2 separate regions of the Homo sapiens genome follow, and region 1 is linked to region 2. The links are chromatin contacts, found by Hi-C in ENCODE. All regions are on one chromosome and are shown on one strand. The core of a region is the stretch at or near the end of the contact, and the rest is flanking DNA. Distances in the headings are between cores, read along the strand shown.

What was found. Hi-C counts contacts between places; a loop is a spot of excess contacts on that map. Pooled maps may share reads with other maps.
Region 1: a loop to region 2 is called in a map with no recorded cell type, with 3 times the contacts of the local background. The contact joins the promoter of ABCA12 here to the enhancer-like site in region 2. A Hi-C loop is called at or near these places in 3 of 37 single-sample maps with no recorded cell type and 2 of 50 pooled maps.

The regions. Positions count from the first base shown.
Region 1 is chr2:215,136,953-215,140,096 of GRCh38, reverse strand. It overlaps ABCA12 (ATP binding cassette subfamily A member 12), which reads left to right and starts at 1,471. Exons shown (of 53, transcript NM_173076.3): 1 at 1,471-1,957. The coding sequence starts at 1,889.
Region 2 is chr2:215,917,141-215,920,015 of GRCh38, reverse strand. No RefSeq gene overlaps it. Among named protein-coding and RNA genes, the nearest start is that of LINC00607, 75 kb to the right of the region's middle. Within about 2 kb of position 1,540, at least 4 of the 41 ENCODE cell types and tissues checked have a DNase peak (open chromatin) inside an H3K27ac peak, as active enhancers do.

The sequences.
Region 1 (3,144 bases), core at 222-2,721, 780 kb after region 2:
TACAGAAACGAGGTTCGAGTTCCTTCTCTGCTGTTCCCACTGTCCTCACTGCTAACTAGGTGAAATCCAGCAAGTTATGGCACTTCTAAATATCACTTTCTTTCACTGAAAATGGGAATAATGACAGTTTCTATATAATAGGACTCCTAGGATGATTCAATAAGTCCTTAGCAAACATTGCTACCCAATTAATAGAATTAATTGACTACTTACTATGAGGCAGGACCTGTGCTAGATTCCTTTTTTTGGAGGGGGGATGGAATCTCACTCTTTTGCCCAGGCTGGAGTGCAGTGGCGCCATCTCAGCTCACTGCAACCTCTGCCTCCCGGTTTCAAGCGATTCTCCCTCCTCAGCCTCCCAAATAGCTGGGATTACAGGTGCCCACCACCATGCCTGGCTAATTTTTGTGTTTTTAGTAGAGACGGGGTTTCACCATGTTTGCGAGGCTGGTCTTGAACTCCTGACCTCAAGTGATCAGCCCGTCTCGGCCTCCCAAATTGCTGGGATTACAGGCATGAGCCACCGCACCTGGCGAAGGGAGAACTCTTAATGCTTTAACGGATTTTGCAAGTAAAGTCTGGATTAGTCAGGGTAGGTGTGAGGATCAAAGGGGAGCTTCACCCTACTAGCCTTGGCTCCAGTAGTTTATTCAATTACATTCAGCAGCAAGTATTGAACACTAATGATATGTAAAGTACTGTGATATAAAATAGTCCATGTCCTCAAATAATTTATAATCTTGTAGGAAAAATAAGACATACACAAATAAAAATAATGCAAAAACTTTAAGTTCCTTGAGAGAGGGCAACAAAGAATGATTCAAAGGCAAGAGAATCTATCCTATGGGATATATCCAAAAAGGCTTCATTGAAGATGTCAACTTGGGGATAACTTTGAAAGGCAGGATCTTAGAGAGGGAGGAATGTATCATGGAAAGAGGAAATAGAAATGTCTTGGATCAGCCTGTGTCCCCTTTCACTATAAGAGCCTGAAACAATGTGGCTTGTCTGTAATAGACACGTGAATCTCCACTCACGAATTGAGGGACTCCAGTTTGTAATTTATGTCCCCTACAGCCTACCTTTCCTTTTCTGCCCTGTGCTTAACCTAGTACATTGTGATGAAAGGTGGGACCTGGCCAACATAGTTTCTTCCCCCAAAATCGAAACATTCAACTTTAGGTTAAAGGTGGACACTTTCCCTAGTATATCTAATGATGGGCTGAGGCTCAGAGCTTTGCAGCTAAGCTCTGGCCTTATTGACTTAAATCATTTTAATGACACTTTAATATTAAAGAGTCACTGGGCCCAGTGTCTGTGAAATGCTCTCTGTGCCCTGCCTCTGCTAGAGCAGACACTGTGTGCAGGAAAGAAGACAAGAGAATGTAGGACAAGTCCTACTGGCCTTGCAAAGGTCCCACCCCCTAGTCCCTGTGACGCATCCAGTGCAGGTGACATGTTCTCTAAGGTGTGGATAGGCAATTAATTTCATGGAGAGTAGGAGGTGTGGGTTCAGCTGCTGCTTTTTTTTTTTTTTCAGTGAGGCATTATCTGAATGATGCTCATTCTCTCTTGAGTCTGGACTTCGTGCAACAAGCAGCAACTGGATATTATTTTAAAATAAGCATAAGCCACCCAAAGATACTGATCTGGGTCCTTCTTTTGGAAGAAGAGTTGATTGAGAAGTGCCTCTTGGTTAAGGATTAACCACAGGGAAAAATCCAGCAGAAACAGAAGAACTGTGGGTTTCTTACCCCAGCCCTCAAGGAAGCTATGCCGTGAAAGGGGTACTGATACACTGACATACAGCAAGTTGGACGGGGCATCAGTTCTTCATTTGTGGAGTGGAGAAAAGAAGAGGAAATCTCTCATTTGGGGCATTTGAAGGATGGCTTCCCTGTTTCATCAGCTTCAGATCCTGGTCTGGAAAAATTGGCTAGGTGTAAAAAGGCAGCCGGTGAGTTAAAAAAAAGTGTGGGAGTATGGGTCATGGGGCAATACGCCAGGTAATCCTAAAATGTGATCTTAATGAGAAGTGAAAACAGAAGAGTTTAAAGGCATTTTCCAAAGCAGGAAGTAAGATATTTAGAATTCATCCCCCTATCTGTCTTATAGCTAATGGAGCGAGTCTTAACATGCCCCCAAAAGCAGCCTTTTCATTTCAGTAAATTAAAGAGTAAACCAGGACATGCCCTGGGCAAAAAAAAAAGAACATGACTCATTACTGGCTGAACTGGAACGTTGAATTCTGGTTTCAAGCCAAAAGGCTTTCAGAATTTTTCTTAATGTAGTTAAAAATGGGATAGAGGAAAGAAAAGTATTATTTGAAATGTACAATAAATGGGAAGAAATATACTGGAAAACTGAAAGCCATAGAAAGTTTGGTTGAAAGGTAAAATACAGAACAGAAATAGTTTGAAGGCTATTAGTATAGAAAAGCTACTGAGAAATTTTAGTATCTAAAAATCATTTACTGGGAATACCAAACAAGAGTATGTATATGTGCTATGTTTTAAGAATATTATTGAATCACTTAGCTTTACTACTACAATCTATCTTCTCTTGCTCATTGCAACGTCTTTTTTGTACTCTTACATTAATGTTTGCGTTCTAATTACAAAGTTAGCTATTAGATCCTCATCAGATGGCTCCCAGGATGATTGAGAAAGGAATTGGTTTCTGGGAGTTGTTATATATTCAGAAGAATGTTTGAAAATCGGGGAAATCCAAAAAGGTATTCAATATACTTTATTTTAAAGTGGTAATTCCCAGCCTTGAATGAGTAATGTAAATATTATGCAAATAATATGCATCACACAGAAACCAGCACTTTATCTATGCACCTTATCTCGCTCCAGGCTTGCTTGGATTGCCTGACACTTTACTTGAGTGTTTTGATGTGTGTAGTAAGAGGAGGAAGTAGATGTTCATTTACCCTTGTGAATTTTGTGGGTAGGGTTTTAAAATTCTAAGGCATGTGATTGCATGGGTGTGGGGTTTGAATATAAAATTATAAACTCATTCATGTTTTTATTTGTTTTTTAACTGGAAAAAAAAAAGCACAGAAGAAAACCTCCCCATAATTATCATGTGGTTGATTCTGTGTGGCATAAGCAGGGAAAGGATCCTGGGTGTGTGGATGTG
Region 2 (2,875 bases), core at 291-2,790:
AAAGTGATGGTTCCTGCCTTGCAGGTTTTTAATAGGTTTTAAGCTTATTCATAGGTTTGTGAACAATCCAGAACATTGAATGAAAAAGGACTGGCAAGAAGAGGATGGACATGAAAGTAGATTTTATTAGATTACAGATATTAAGATTCTTGTCCTGGATCATTTTTGTCATCTCTGCAAGGACGATCAGAGCAGAGCCCTGCTGCCCTTGCAGGAAAGAAAAGCCTCTGCAGCTTCTTTCCAGCGTCTTTGAGAAAATTTTTATGTCGCACGATCTGCTGACTGCCACTTGGTGCCCTGTATGGATTTTCTAGAGAGTTTGATGGGCAAGAAGAAAATATGCAGACGCTTCAGAATCCATGACACACGTCTATTTTCCAGCGTTGGCTCTGCCATAACCCAAAGAGAGGTTTCAAAAACAGAATGAAAGCATGCACTACTATAATAAAGTGGAATGTTAGGGGAGAAAAAAGAGGGTAGTGGAGAACATATGGTTCTACTGCATGAAATGCTGAGTGTCTCTTGCACAGGCATTTGCATGCAGGGCCAGATACGTAATGTGCAGGGCCCAGGGCAAAAGGAAAATATGGGGCCTCTCATGCAAAATTATTGAGAATTTCAAGATAGTGAAGCAGAGGATTACATCAAGTACAGGAACTGTTCTGAGTATGGGACCCTGCTCATGTGCATAGGTTTCACCCCTATGAAGCCGGCAGTGTGTTTGTGTGTGTGTGTGTGTGTGAGAGAGAGAGATGGAAACAGAGACATACACAAATATACACATGAGAGAGGGAGGAGCTTTCTTAACGTTCTGTTTTTACTGCTTTACATTTTAAGGCAGAGATTCTCAACCTTTGCACTAACTACATCTTGGAACAGATAAATCTTAGTTGTGGGGGTCATCATGTGCCTCACAGGGTGCTCAGCCTTCTCCTTCTTATTTACCCACTACATGCCAGCAACACCTCCCAGTGCCAGTTTTGACCATCAAAAATATCTTCAGACACTTGCCACATGTTTCTTTGTGGGGCAAAATCACCCTGGTTGAGAATAACTAAGATAAGATTTCCCACATTCCCAAAGAGAGCTTAATGGCCTTTCTTTCTTTCTTTCTTTCTTTCTTTCTTTCTTTCTTTCTTTCTTTCTTTCTTTCTTTCTTTCTTTCTTTCTTTTTCTCTTTCTTTCTTTCTTTCTTTCTTTTTCTTTCTTTCTTTCTTTCTTCTTTCTTTTTTTCCTTACCCAAGCATGAATAAAATATGAAAGACTCGAGCCCAGTGGGTGCAAAATACCGACTATCCATACAAGGCTCATCTGGTTTGGGGTGAAGGCCCATCCCGGTTCTTCATATGCGCACCTTGTTCTGGCTGCCTTGGGTGAATATGCATTTCACAGATTGTCTGTTCTCTGAGCCCTGAAAATGTATCCTTTAATCTTCAACTCAGAAAACCCCTTGACTCTGGAATGAGACACCAAAGGCCTTCCAGTGACAGGCTGGGAGAGAGCTGTTTGGATTGCTAATTTGTTTTCACTCTTTAGTCTGTTTTTCCTTCGTGCTGATGTTCCTCTTTAGACCTTGAGTATGAATAATTCTGCATAGCCTGAGGGGAGAAGCAGGAGGCCTGCTTGTAGAGTTGTTTGTACTGTAACGAAATAGAAAGTTTAAAAGCTTACTGAGCCTGAGCAGTTGAAAAGGGAGGGAGGTCTAGTAAGCACTTTCAAAATTACTCATAAAACATGACAAATTCTGGATGTCTCTTGGTGGTCAGGGAAATGAATTGCCCATTTCACTTAACAAAGGCACCCCCAAGCAGAACAGCTCCCCGAATGTCCAAGGCAGAGAAAAGTCCAAAGGCAGAGAGGTCCAATGAAGAATGCTCATCAAGATAGCCTTCCTAACTCTGTATTTCATGGAACTGTGAACTTGAAAGCCAAAGTAAGCCCTGACATTTTCTGGCTTGTGAGTAGTAACTTGATAGCTACTGTGTGAGATATCTCACTTCTCCTATTTCATATTCAGAGGGGTTCTGGTCTGGAGATGGTTGGACTTATTAAAACTTAATGACTCCTGGCTAACACACGGTGAAACCCCGTCTCTACTAAAAATATAAAAAAATTAGCCGGGCGTGGTGGCGGGCGCCTGTAGTCCCAGCTACTCGGGAGGCTGAGGCAGGAGAATGGCGTGAACCTGGGAGGCGGAGCTTGCAGTGAGCCCTGATGGCACCACTGCACTCCAGCCTGGGCGACAGAGCGAGACTCCATCTCAAAAACAAAAACAAAAAAACAAAAACTTAATGAGAAAAACTTTAAGGACCTTACGCTTGAGTGCTTTGCTGAAACTTTAGTTGCGTTAACTAGCCACAGGCTGGACGTCTCCTGCAGAACAGTTGTCCTGAAAATGTACAGGTTTATTATGTGCTGCATGGCTACATTGTATTATAAATACTCATTTATGTGAAAGTGACCCTTTCAAACTGTGAGCTCTTTGAGGTCTATGAATTCCCAGCAAATAAAACAATGCCTACCCTATAGTAAATGCTCAATTAATGACCTGAACTCATTTCAAGCCATAAAATAGATGAGATGAAAGAGTGGGGATCAGTTAAAAACATCCTCATTAGTTCGCACCACTGCACTCCAGCCTGGGCAACAGAGCGAGACCCTGTCTCAAAACAAACAAACAAACAAAAAACATTCTCATTAATGGAAGGACAAATTAGCAACCTGTCATTTTAATAAAAGATGAAAGGCAATACAGAGTGGCAGAATAGAGTTTTAACTGCTCTTCCTCCCCTTTCACCGAAGGGATCTTTGACTACTGGAAATAGCATAACACACTCGAATTTTGGACTGATGGATCACGAATACTAGCACTGGG